Linked DNA regions of Homo sapiens: region 1 is linked to region 2. A link is a contact called in ENCODE Hi-C or POLR2A ChIA-PET data. All regions are on one chromosome and are shown on one strand. Each heading gives the region's core, a stretch centred on a gene start or an enhancer-like site at or near the end of the contact. The rest is flanking DNA. Distances are from core to core; before and after follow the strand shown.

Region 1 (7,183 bases), core at 4,581-7,080, 1.1 Mb before region 2:
TCCCCAATTGTCCCAAAAATATCCTTGTAGTTTATTTTCTTATTCAGGATTCAGTTGTTTCATGCATTGTATCTGGTTCTTACATCTCCTTAATCTCTTTTAATCTAGAATAATCCCCTCTGCTTGACTTTTTTGTTCCTCATAATACTGAATTTTTAAAGAGTTAGAGTGATTTGTCTTGTCCCACATTCTGGATTTGACTATTTCCTTATTATATTCAGGTTAAGCATCTTTTTGGCCCAAATACCTGCACTACATAGGTGATGCTTTGCACAAGCACTTACGTAATGTTCAACTGTATCCCTGTTTGTGATGCTAAATTTGTTAGCTTGAGGTGACTGCCACATCTCTCCATTTTAAAGGTAGCATCTCCCTTTGTAATTGATAAGGTCTGTGTGATGGTACTATGAAGCCATGGGACTGTCCTATACCTCAAAAATCTTTCACCCAATAATACTTTTAGCAACTCTTGATGGTTCTGATCTGGAGTAGTTTTTATATTGGCGGTCGCAAAATAGTCATTTTTCTAAATCCGTCATTCATTTTTTCTATAGTAACTAGAATTCATCCTTAAAAGAAACTTCACTTCTTACCTTTCTTTCAACACTTTTCTTTCACACGATCTCTTTCTCTCTCTCATTACTATGGACTTACGGATTTAAAATAATTAAATATATTGCAACCCATTCCTGTCATTATTATTTCTTATCTTTCTATTGTCCCATTTTGGACCAATGGGGGTCTTGTAGTTGGCTCCTTTTGACATGACCTAGTAGTCTTTAATAAAGTCCTTGCTCTCAAGTATACCAAGGCTCATCATATGCAAGCTCAATTTATAAATTTCCTGCCCCAGATCTGGCATCAGCCATTTCTCAAAGGAGCCCTGGTTACTTTTAGTGGAGAATGGCATTTCAAAATCAAGATGCAGGTACCAGGTATACTTATTGTTACTCCTAAGCACCCCTTTCAATGGGCAGAGCTAAGAATACATGAATACACACACACACACACACTCCTATGTTCATATTGCTACCTCAAATTCAAATACAACACCAAAGCATTCTTCTTCAATTTCCCTTGTTCTATATTTGTTTCTCACTTTTTCCACAGTAAAAACCCTGATTCCCAACTTTAACATATGTACTCATTCAGTTCTATTCCACAATAAACACAAAATTGTTTCAGAATTACAAAACCAATATTGCTATCAATAACAAACCTTCTAAATAAAGTTAAAGATTTACTTGTAGTTTGTTTTGTCCAAATTTGGTTGCAAGAAACCAAATTTGCAAGGACCAAATTTGGAACGGTATTCAATTTATAGGTCTATGTTTTAAGAGGAACACTGAAAAGAGTATACAGCAAGAAGAGAAAATGCTCGGGAGAGAAAATGCTAAAGCAAACAGTTTCCTTCAAACACTTAAAAGCAGTTACACAGAATAAGAAATAGGCTTATCCTGTGTTCCTCTAGAAGGCAAAACTCAGACCAGAATATAGATGTCATAAAGAGGAGGATTTCAATTCAACTTCAGAAACTGTTAGAGTTGGATGTACTATATTAGTAAGGTCCCCATCATTAAAGTATTTAGACAGAGTCTGGAATTCCACAAAGGGGTTTCTGAGCATTTCTCAGTGGGAGAGTTGTGCTGAATCAGCTCTATAATTCTATTTTCTGTTCGCACCCAAATAGCTTCTGGAAGCAGCCCTCCATTAAACAATACAGGAGGTGTTGTTATTCATAATAATGACCTTGATTCATATAGAAAATATTGAACTATGATCAGTTATACATCATTGAATCTGGTTGGCACTGCAGAAGCTTCCTAGAGGCTGCTTGCTTGTTTTCCAGTAGTTGATCATATCAGTGTGGGATCAGACCTGGCTGGGCAGGCCTGGCTGGCTGGTGGGACTCTCCAGCATCCATTAAAATAGAATGCAAGATTCGAGATAGAAATGCTGGTAGGAAATAAACTTGTGTCCGGGGAAGAAAGGGTCAGACCTGGCAGTAAAGCTCTGAATAGTGTCTCAGTCATCAACTGAAGCAATGCTTGAGCAGTACCTCTCACCTAGATTTGTTTTCCAACTTCCTGTGAATACATGAATGCCTTAGGGCGAAAGGGGATTTTGAAGAAAACCTAAAAGAGCTGTGTTGATTAAAATGTCTCTAAGACTTTAGAATGCAAGATAATGCTGCTTTGATGCCCATATGGCACATTACAACACAAAAGGGAGGTGTTCAGTTTTGGCTCAGACTACACACCAGCTTAGCTCATTATGGGCTATGGGCTGCAGGGACACTGTTTTGTGTAGAGGGTTTCAGCACATCAACACTGCCTATGGCAGCACTGGGGGTTTGGGGGAGGTGCTCAGAAGACAGGCTGTGTCCAATGGCAAAGGACTTGTATCTATTTATGCATGCAGTGGAGGCCTCAGAAGCTGAAAAAAGAAGGTAAGGGCTTGTTCATTAGCATACTGTATTAGTCCATTTTCACACTGCTGATAAAGACATACCCGAGACTGGGCAATTTATAAAAGAGGTTTAATTAGACTTACAGTTCCACATGGCTGTGGCTGGGGAAGCCTCACAATCATGGCAGAAGGCAAGGAGGAGCAAGTCAACGTATTACACGGATGGTAGCAGGCAAAGGGAGAGTTTGTGCAGGGAAACTCCCGTTTTTAAAACCATCAGATCTTGTGAGACTCATTCACTATCATGAGAACAGTGCAGGGAAGATCTACTCCCATAATTCAATCAGCTCCCATGGGGTCCCTCCCACAACACATGGGAATTCAAGATGAGATTTGAGTGGGGACACAGCCAAATACTGAGATGTGTCTTGGTGATTACTAGTAATAAAGAGGAGAGAAAGTTGACTGGTGTAGAACGCTTTGGAAGAAGGTTTGTGTGCGGCTGCAGATAGCCAGTTTATTATTTTAAACATGACGTGGTGGTTTTAAAACATGGCTGTAAATTCTTTGACACTTCATTGAGAAGTGGGCTCAATATCCCCTCTCCTTGAATTTGAGCCCGACTTACTGACTTGCTCATAATATAAAATGATGCAGCAGAAGTCATGCTGTGTGGCTTTGGAGGCTAGATCATAAAATGCAATTCAGCTTTAACCTTGTTTACTGAAACACTAGCATTTGAAGCCCTGAGCTGCTTCGTAAGAAGTCTGACTACTCTGAGGCAGCCATGCTAGGAGGAAGCTCAGGCCACATGAAGAGTAGATTTAGGTATTCTGGCTGACTGCCCTATCTGAGGTCCCAGCTTCAACCACCAGCCATGTCAGAAAATATGCCTCCAAAGGATTTCAGTCTTCAACCATTGAGACACCCCCAGGCACTGAGTCTTCCCAGCTGAAGCCCCAGACATCATGGAGCAGAGATAAGCCATCTTTGCTATGCCTTGTCTGAATTCTGACTGAGAGGGTAATTTTATATTTTTCAAAGGGTGAAAGTATAATGTTTGATCCTCACAATGATAGTTTGGCAGGTTGGGCTAGCATTATTATAACCTTCATTTTATAGATTAAAAAACAAAACAACAAACAGGGATTTAAGCTTACCTGCTTTGAGATTGTATAGCTAAGGTGTGGAGTGCTGACGCTAAAATCCTGATCTTTGGACTCCAAAGCTTATGCTTTCTCTCGTTTCTCATCTGGATACTGTAGGACTTTAGAATGGCCTAAGGAAGTAAAACAGGATATATCCAGAATTTTAAGGCAAGGTCAGAAAATGTCAAATGAGTAGAACGCTAAGAAGAATCAATATTAAATGGATGAGACCAGTCATCCTGTGGAGAAATAATCATGGAAGATCTGAACTACAGACTGATACTGACAAATAAGGCTAGAATTCAAAATGGAACCAATGTGAGGATAAAAGCCTTTAAAACTTTTAATGTTATAAGGAAGTGTTATAATGATATAACATTTTTAGCAGCTAATTTTTTAAAAATGAAATAGGACAGTTAGAGAATTAACAAAAATCTTGCCAGTTGTGTTTCTGATGAAAGGGTGATGAAAGGGTGATGAAAGGGGAAAAGGTGCCATGACTGGCTAATGGTGCTATTTCAGTCTGCTTCTAAGTATGTCCTTATAGTAAAGGGTGCTTCAGATTAGTTTAGCTTGATGACATCATCCCTTGTGATCATTTACTCTACATTTGCCAAGCCACTTTTTGATTTAAATTTATTTCCTCATAGAAACTTTCCTACTTGGAGGAGAATGTACAATGAAGTTAACAAAGCATACCATGTTCATGTTTTTTTTTTTTTGGAGACAGAGTCTGGCTCTGTTGCCCAGGCTGGAGTTCAGTGGTGCAATCTCGGCTCACTGCAACCTCTGCCTCCCAGGTTCAAATGATTCTCCTGCCTCAGGCTCCTGAGTAGCTGGGATTACAAGTGTGCACCACCACACCAGGCTAATTTTTTGTACTTTTAATAGAGATGAGGTTTCACTACGTTGGCCAGGCTGGTCTCAAACTCCTGGCCTCAGGTGATCCATCCGCCTCAGACTCCCAAAGTGTTGGGATTACAGGCGTGAGCCACTGCGCCCGGCCTACAATGTTCATCTTATAGGTTATATTTTTTCAATGCAGAAGAATGTTAGTATTCTCATTCATCAAGCAGCCTCACACAGCATCCTTTACCTGAGAGTAAGCATCAGCTCCCAGGCTTACGGTGACCCTAATCAATATGAAGACACCCTGTTTCAGAAGTCAGTAGGACACCTTTCTATTTCTTGAATCATCCAAAATACAGTAAGGAGGTCGCTGGTGACTTCCCCCATGATGGGAAGTACTAAAAGGCAGAATCCACTTAGTTTTTCATGACTTCATGTTTAGGTTACTTTGGTGATTCACTCCAGGCCATTGGGAGCCCACAGTAATTGTTTCTCATTCCCGTTTCTCTCTTCCTTAAACTTTTCTTTTCCAATTATTTATTCTTTATTAGATCCATGTATTTTTAATAATGAATTGAATTTCATTCTGTAATTGGGCTTCTCAAAGATAATTGACCTCTTCTCTCCCAATTGTTTTCATGCGTATTTTGCAGAGAATGCTTGGAATATTCTGTTCATGAAAGGCACAAAGTACATAAAATATTTTGAGTGATTTTCTTCAAAATAAAAATGATTAGTTTTGATGCTTCAGATGTCTAGAATGCTATGTGCCTTGTACAGGCCCTACGGCATGGAAAGTGCTCAACTGATATTTGTTAAATGAATGAATCTGGAAAACGAAAAATACACGAAATATTTTATTCCTCAACAATGAAGAAAAAGCTTTCAGACTTCCATTTAGACTCGTTTTAACTGGCTGAATTCTTCAATGAAAAGAAAACACGCGTCGCACTGCTAATTTAGCTGTTCCTAAATATATTTCCATCAAATTCTGCTTGGCTGTTTCAACCTTGGGGTTGAAGTTCTTATTTTGATGACACAGAGACGTTCATTGCAGTGGAAATAGCAAGTAGTATTGGCTTCCCCGCCTTCCTCCCTCTAGGATTTCAACTTCTCCTCCTCGAACACCAGCCCTGCTCTTCTAGTAAATCCCACATTACAGAACAGGCTGAGGACGGAGGAGACAAGAGGAAAGTAGGAAACCGGAGCCATGGAAACGGCGGAGCGGAGGCAAAGTGTGAGAGCGCGGGTGGTTAGAAGGGAAAAAACCCTCCCCGGACGACGGCGCGAAGGCGCGCCTCAGATTACGTCACGCACCGGGGTGACGTCACGACCGTGACACGCGGGTGACGCCGTTGCCGCGGCGACTTCTCGTCGTCTCCGCCCCCTTCCCCCGCTCCCCCCCGCACCCCCGCCTAGCGTCCTTCCCCCAATCCCCTCAGGCTCGGCTGCGCCCGGGGCCGCGGGCCGGTACCTGAGGTGGCCCAGGCGCCCTCCGCCCGCGGCGCCGCCCGGGCCGCTCCTCCCCGCGCCCCCCGCGCCCCCCGCTCCTCCGCCTCCGCCTCCGCCTCCGCCTCCCCCAGCTCTCCGCCTCCCTTCCCCCTCCCCGCCCGACAGCGGCCGCTCGGGCCCCGGCTCTCGGTTATAAGATGGCGGCGCTGAGCGGTGGCGGTGGTGGCGGCGCGGAGCCGGGCCAGGCTCTGTTCAACGGGGACATGGAGCCCGAGGCCGGCGCCGGCGCCGGCGCCGCGGCCTCTTCGGCTGCGGACCCTGCCATTCCGGAGGAGGTGAGTGCTGGCGCCACCCTGCCGCCCTCCCGACTCCGGGCTCGGCGGCTGGCTGGTGTTTATTTTGGAAAGAGGCGGCGGTGGGGGCTTGATGCCCTCAGCCACCTTCTCGGGCCAGCTCCGCGGGCTGGGAGGTGGGCATCGCCCCCGTGTCCCTCTCCGTCATGCAGCGCCTTCCTACGTAAACACACACAATGGCCCGGGGGGTTTCCCTGGCCCCCACCCCAGATGTGGGGATTGGGGCAGCGGTGGTTGAGCGGGAGGCTATCAATAGGGGGCGAAACTCAGGGTTGGTCCGAGAAGGTCACGATTGGCTGAAGTATCCAGCTCTGCATCTCTGTGGGGTGGGGGCGGCGGCGGCCTCGACGTGGAGGATATAGGTTAGTTGCTGGGGCTGAGACAACAGCCCGAGTTACTGTCGCGTGTAATTCTTACATGGTCGTGGGGATGATGGGGCTCATCATTTCCTCTCTCCTCTCCCGGACTGCCCCCCTTCTCAGTCCGCTGCCCTTTTTCACTTTTCTATTTGGGGATTTCTCTTCACCTGTTTTACCCAGCAAATTATTTTGATTTAGTCTTTACTTTTTCAATCCTAAATCGCAGTTTCCGATGCCTTTTCTGGTCTCTGGTCCTCTGTTCCTAATGTTTGTCAGCGCTCTGTCGCTGATTGGTAACCCCCATTCTATTCCCATCTACCGCCCGCTCATTTTCCAGTTGTCGGACCTGCCTGCCTTCTAACCCCAGCTCCCACTTAAGAGCATTTTTGCACTTCTCTTACCCTGGTCCTCTTGAGGCTCTGTACTTGATCTCACCACTCCCTAACATTGTTGTCTGTTGTTATCTTCACAAATCCTCCTGGACACTTTGGAGCTACTTGTTTTCTGAGCCCAGAAGCTGTCAAGATTCCATCAGGTTTCACTTGGCTCTTTTCGCGCTTGCACTACTGGCACTTTTTGGCTAGTCGTCCATTGTGCATTCACACCTCTTTAT
Region 2 (6,731 bases), core at 4,232-6,731:
TGCTTCTCATGTGCAAATCCATCCTAATCTGCCATTCCCGCAACCTCCAACAAAATCGCCCTACCTTCTGTGCATCTACATTACAGCTTCTTTTCATTCATAGGCTGATTGCATTTTTTTTTTTTTTGCCATATTTCCTTTCTGCTCAATGCTCTTATGGCATCGCTTTGCTTTTCCTGCACCCCTGTTCAGGTGTCTGATCATTTTTCTTCTAGGAGCAAAAGCAGAAAAATGAATGATGTTTCCCTATTCCCCTGATTTTGCCAGTGTAATTTCTCCAAGACTGCCATTTCCACAATCAGATTCCCTTCACCCTGCCAAGCCTCGCTCTCCCCTTTGCCCTTAAAGCCACAGCTCTATTGTTCCTCATTTGAATGAAATGTCTACTCTTTTAAATTCTCTGTGAGTGTAATGTCTTGTTACTGAAGCTTTCAGTTAAAGAGTTTTGTTATTAAATACTACTCTGTTACAAACTGTATCATTGAAACCGATCAAAGGTTTAAAGCAGAAAGACAAGGTAATTTCTTAAGAATAATCCAAACAAAAATAGGTCTCTATTATGACTTGTTAAGAAACAGAATTAAAATAAAGGGAGAGGAAGAAGAAATAAAGAATGTGTGGAAAAGATAGAAAGATACAGAGAAAAAGAAAATTAGACACACAGTCAGAAAGAGAGGAAAATAGAGATACAGCAAGAGACCAAAAGAGAGGTGTGATATCAAAAGACAGAACTTGAGATAGTGACCTACCTCCCTCAGGCACATCCTCCAGAGATAAACCACAGGCACAGGCTCACACATGGAAAATAAAGAGCTGTCAGGAAAATAAGAGCAACACACACCAAGTGAGAATAAGATACAAGCCACACAGACATCATGCTAAGAATACCCTGAGAGTAAGAGAGACATACACACCTAAATGCATACACCAAAAAGAGGGTTATCTCTATCCTGTGGCCTTGAAGATATTGTGATGTTGTGCAGTTTCACAACTATAGGCATACATGAAAAAAAAAAGACCCTTTGTTCCATGTCCTGTAAGCAAAATGAACTTGAAATGAGGTCAAAGCTCCCCCATGTTCACTCTACCAACTCCTGAGAAAGATATGACTTGCACCATTTTGTAGAAAGGCAAATTAAGGAGAGGTAACTGGTATAAATGGTTACTAAATCCTTTCCAGTTTTCTTGCCTTTATTATTGTTCTTCAATGCACCCTGAAGTTAAATGGTATTTTGGCAACCTAGAGTTCCATGTACTGTTAAAAAAAAAAAAAAGTGATTTTTTTAAATGATTGATTAAACTCCTTAGAACACTGACTGCTAATGTGCTTATTAAATAAATAAAATACAATGCACACTATCTCTAGCCAAATGGGACAGCTCCCAGACCCCTCTCATTGTCTCAGGCCCATGACTGGTAAGGCCCTCTCTGCTTGGAGCAATCTCTGGTGCTCTTTTCTGGTACCTCCTTAGCCCTCCCCATCCTTCTACTATCTCCACCCATAAAACAGGACACATATTCAGGTAGAATTTAAGAAACCTGTATTTCCCTCCAAACTAGTTTCACCAAAGTCACTAATGCAACTCTTGTTGCTAAATCCAATTGATGCCTTTCTGCCTTTTTTTTTTTTTTTTTTTTTTTGAGATGGAATTTAGCTCTTGTTGCCTAGGCTAGAGTGCAATGGCACTAGAACTCGGCTCACTGCAACCTCTGCCTCCTGGGTTCAAGCGATTATCCTATCTCAGCCTCCCAAGTAGCTGGGATTACAGGTGCCCACCGCCACGTCTGGCTAATTTTTTTTGTGTTTTTAGTAGAGATGGAGTTTCATCATGTTGGCCAGGCTGGTCTCAAACTCTTGACCTCAGGTGATCTGCCTGCCTCAGCCTCCCAAAGTGCTGGGATTACAGGCGTGAGCCACAGCACCCAGCTGCTTTTCTGCTTTCATCTGACGTGGGCCTCTCAATAGCATGCAGCACTGTTGACCTTGCTGGGATGTTGAGGAATCCCCCGTCCTGGCTGTCCTCCAACTTCTCTGCCCTCTTGTCCATGGGGAGCTCTTTTTCCTCTTCCCATGTCTCAAATACTGGTACTCCCCAGGTTCTGTCACAGATCCTCTCTCCTCCCAGCTCCCATGCTCTCCTTCAGTGACATTTCACTGTTAGGTTTATACCTTGCTGCCACTTGACTGCAGTCACCGGAAGGAAAGGAGACAATTAGTATACTCAGTCTGCCAATTCATGAAGGAAAATCTAAGCTCATTTCAAGAATATTTTTCCGTTATATCATACGAACTTCGCTAGCTCAATTGAATGCATGTTTTGCATCTCATGGATACAGCTTCAGTCATGGTGGTCTGAAGAGAAGGTGGACCTCTGTCTGTATGGCTCCATCTTGTTCCCCTTCCATGGGACTCTATTTCCTTGCCCAAGATTGTTCCCTTCTTATGGGGAGGAGACTACCTGTAAAATGTTTTCGGTTGACACAAGTGATATTCATTTTAAGACTGCCTAGAATCACTCACTGCTAGACAGCAGCTGGGATGGACTTAGAGGCAGTTACTGAACACTGGTCAGTGCTGAATTCAGGGGCAGTCCTATAAAGCAGGGCCTTGCTCCAAGACGCTGCCAATCCAGTTATGAACACAGGGTACCTACACAGAAGACAAGAGTCAGCCATCTAGGGTGCGGGTATGCTGTGGACAACAGAGTGTGAGCAACAGGCAGGAAATGTTCTGTGAGCCTAAGGAAAGATGAGACAAAAGTCAGTGGGGCTGGTCAGAGGGAGGAGTTAGAATAATAATAACTTTTATTGAACCCCTACTATGTGTCTGCCCTCTATATAAAACTCTCTCTCTAATCTAACCCAGCCTCAGAGGCTGTGATGAGGACTATATGAAATGCCTTTTATCGAGTTTGTAGTGTTGTGCTGGACACAAGGGAGCATGCAACAAATTGCAGCTATCATCCATTCAACAAATATGTGTGCAGTACTCACCATGCGTTAGGCAATGCAGTTATTGGACATACAATCCAAAACAAGAAAAACATGGTTTCTGTCCTTACTGAGCTTACAGTCTAGAGACACCTTGTCCAAAATGGTAGCCACTAACCACCCATGGTTATTAAAATTAAAAATTCAGTTCCTCAGTCATACTAGCCACATTTCATGTGCTCCACAGACATAAGTAGCTACACTGCCATTATGGCAGCAAGTTCTAATGGCCAGCACTAGAAAGGGGCAGAGAGACATGCATGTAGGGTATGTATTAACAGGGAGTTACATACCTGTGTGGTGAAGGCTATGATAGAGATTTACAGATGCAAAAGGAGAACATTACTATTGTTCTCCTTCTCATAATCAAAATACAGACACTGAGGCTCAGAGAGGTTAAGCATTTTGACCAAGATCACATAGTTAAGTGGAAGAGCTAGGATTTGAACCTAGGTCTGACTTACTCCCACGCTATCTCGGGCTGTTTTGTGGAGGAGGTGAGCCAGGCACAGGTAGAATCTGCTTAAAGAGAGAAGATGGAGAAGGTACCCCTCTGGGAAAGTGGGTGGGAAAGTGACCGCTTGGGCAAAGGCACAGTGACAGAGATGGGTGAAGCTGGCACTGGGCTACAAGTAAACCAGTTTGGCTAGAGAAGCAGTGACTTGCTGAACTCATGTCCTTAGAAAGCTAAGTCAGGACTCGCCTGCCTTGATGAAAAGCCAAGGCACTCAGCCCCACCTGCAGAGGTTGAGTCCTTAGAGGATGTTAGCCAGGAGCGTGGCATGGCCAGAACCACGTATTATGAAGATGGCAATATTTAGGATGACCTGGGCCAAGACTAAAGTTAAAGATTGCAGGGAGGATAGAAGGGAAGGAGATAAATGACCGGTGTGGAGCAAAAAACACTAGAGTGGGAGCCACGAGACCTATTCCTAAGCTTCAATACTGTGTGACATTGGGCAACAGATTTTACTTCTCTGGACTCCATTTCTTCAACTCTAAAAGGGCAGGGCTGGCCCAGATGACCTCTGAGGTCCTTTTAGCAACAGTAGTCTAGGATTCTGCAAACGTGAATGGCATTAGGTTAAGAGAAGGGATAGGAAGTGTAGCATTGATTATGGGGGCAAGGAAGACCGCAGAGTACAAGATCACACAGAGGAAGGTGTCGTGATGTACCACTAAAAAAGTGTGAAAGAGCTTGCCTTTTTTGGGAAGGACTGAAGGATGGGAACGGAGGATGGAGACCGGAAAGGATAAGAAGTAGTGAGAAAATCACGAGGTTGTTTTTAAGAAAGTTATACAGTGTTAGAGATCATTATTTTACACAGATAGCTTTTCAACTTTTTTAAACCCACGATTCACAGACGGAAATAAAATTGACATCATGGTCCAGTACACTTGTCCAGTACCTATAATCGAAACAAAAGGTTTATGAAACAATAGTTGCCCTTACTAAGGGCAATGGACTCTAATATTTTCTATTGGATTCCATTTCGTTCTTTTTGAAAGCTGGTTGCCTTCCGCTGCATTTATTTTATGATCTATTACTGTGTCACGACCCACAGTTTTAAAAACAGTGCCTAAGAGGAGACTCAACAAGTCTTCCTAAGTTGGAGGGGATGGCAGGGCATCCTATCCAAGCATCCGGGAGGCAGCTGGAGAAGCAAACCTGGAGAGGCTCCCGGCTGGGGAGAGTCTGGAGAGTGTTTAGCGGAAGCCCTGATAGGAGAGAGCGCTGAGAAAAGCGAGGACCCAGAGAGTTGTGAGCTCCCATTCAAGTGATGGAGTGGCGGCCCTCGGGACAGTGTAGACGCGAGGAGGAGAAGATCAGGGTGGCGTGGAAGCCAGACTCCGGCAGGAACCCAGCGACCACCCCGGGGGCTGCATTTCCGCGGCGTGCACGGCAGGGCTTCGGTGCCTCTGACCTCGTGTGGCTTTCCGAAGCTCCTCCACTCACCCGCCCTCCTCCGGAGCACGGCGCGCGCCCACTCCTTCATTCATTCATTCCACTCCTACCTCCGCGAGCGCCAACCGGCTGTGAGATGGGCGAGCCACTTTGCCAGCGTGGGGCTCTCTTTCGGGTCGGTTCCCTCCCCGCCAGCACACGCGCGAACCCTCGCACCTGGGCACACACGCGCGCGCGTGCACACACACACACAAAGTTCTGGGGGCCCCTCTGCAGACCGGCTCGGCTGCGCTGGGCTCGGAGCCGTGCGCCCGCCGGGTCCAGGCCGGCCCTCTCACCCACTACCCGGGGCCCGCCCTGCGCCCAGTCCCCCCGCGCTGCGCGGCAGCCCCTCCCAGCGCGGTCCCCTCGGGCCGCCGGCGCGGCTCTGCCCTTCGGTTCGGCCTTCCCCGCCTCGCATCCGTGCCATCGGCGCTCGATTGCGCGCGGACTCCCTGTGGCTCTCCCGGCCCCGCGCCCCGCCCCCGCCCCCGCCCGCCGCCCCCCTCCGCCAGCAACTTTTGCGGAGCCCCCGCGCCCAGCCATGCTGAGCTGAGCCCCGCCGGCCCTGGCCGCGCGCTGCCCCCGGCTCCCGCCCCTCCGCGGATCCGCTCGGGGGCCGCGGCCGCTCGGCGCCTCGGCCTCGGCCGCTCCGCCCGCCCGGCCGCCCCGAGCCCCGAGCCCCGAGCCCCCCGCGCCGGGCCCGGGCGGCAGCGGCGGCGGCGGCGGCGGCGGCGCGCCCGGCCCCCTCCCCCGGCGCCGGCCACGGGAGGCGGTGATGCGGGCGCGGGCGGCCTCGGCTGCGCCGAGAGCGGAGACACAGGCTCAAGATGGCAGATTCCGACTGAGGCTGGGGGGGCCGAGCTCGCGCGCCGCTTTCCCGTCCCCGTTGCCATGAACCGCGGACACCCCGGCCCCGATGGCCCCCGTGTACGAAGGTAAGGGGCGCCCGGCCCCGCCGACCCCGCGCCCGCCGCCCTCCGCGGCCCCCGCAGCTTTGTTCTGCCCGCGGCCCCGCGCCCGCAGCCCCCGGCGCCTGCCCCAGCCCCCACCCGGGGCCCGAGGGGGCCGCGACCCCCTCCCTCGCCCGGAAGATGACCGGGACCCGGCGCCGGCAGGGTCTTGCTTCCAGGGCGGGGAGAGGGGCCGGGGGCGCAGGAGGGGAGGGGGCGTGTGCGAGGGTGGGCGGCTGCCCGGGGAGGGCAGGGACGCCGGGGAAGGCGGACCGGTGACTGTGCTTTTTATTTATTTGCGATAAATGAAGGTGATGCGGCTTAGCTTCCACCGCCCCCCCACATTACCTTTCGGAGCACCTCCTTTCCACTTCGCTCTCCGCCCCGCGCCCCTTCCCATTTCTTTCCGCGCCCACCCCACGCTCCTTTATTCTCCGCGAGCCTCCGATTTTGGGGGGGCTGTGGAATCGGAATGCACGGGGCTAGGTGGGGAGAGAGGAGAGAGATGAAAAGTCCATGTCAGAGCCAGGCAGAACAATGAAATAGGCGAAAATCTCCCCTCATTAGCGTGTGGAAGGGGACGTGGACTTTGGGTTTTCCAGCCGGGGGAGCGGCGGAGACGTTTTTCTGGCTCGGTCTGGGTCGATCTGTGTTGTGCACCTTCACCTGGCATCGGGGTATTTTTCCCCATTTGACTGCCTTTAGCAAGAAAGAAAAGAACGCAAGGCAGAAAAGCAGTAGGTCTGCCTCGCACACTGTCTTTCGTTTCTCTTCAGTCCGTTCTGTCAGCTTCCAGCCAGAAAGCAACCCAGAATCAACTAAGTTTTTACACTTCGATGTGT

The links. Hi-C counts contacts between places; a loop is a spot of excess contacts on that map. ChIA-PET counts read pairs that join two places held with the same protein, here RNA polymerase II (POLR2A). Pooled maps may share reads with other maps.
Region 1: a loop to region 2 is called in a pooled map, with 5 times the contacts of the local background. The contact joins the promoter of BRAF here to the promoter of HIPK2 in region 2. A Hi-C loop is called at or near these places in 1 of 37 single-sample maps with no recorded cell type and 7 of 50 pooled maps. POLR2A ChIA-PET finds 5 or more read pairs at or near these places in 1 of 52 experiments (T-cell).

What each region holds. Positions count from the first base shown.
Region 1 is chr7:140,923,576-140,930,758 of GRCh38, reverse strand. It overlaps BRAF (B-Raf proto-oncogene, serine/threonine kinase), which reads left to right and starts at 5,830. Exons shown (of 18, transcript NM_004333.6): 1 at 5,830-6,193. The coding sequence starts at 6,056. It overlaps LOC105375536 (a long non-coding RNA gene), which reads right to left and starts at 5,667. Exons shown (of 5, transcript XR_002956518.2): 1 at 4,257-5,667; 2 at 3,570-3,688. RefSeq lists a silencer at 5,938-6,007.
Region 2 is chr7:139,776,748-139,783,478 of GRCh38, reverse strand. It overlaps HIPK2 (homeodomain interacting protein kinase 2), which reads left to right and starts at 5,481. Exons shown (of 15, transcript NM_022740.5): 1 at 5,481-5,874. The coding sequence starts at 5,856. It also overlaps a transcript of TBXAS1 not described here. RefSeq lists silencers at 5,136-5,365, 5,796-5,885.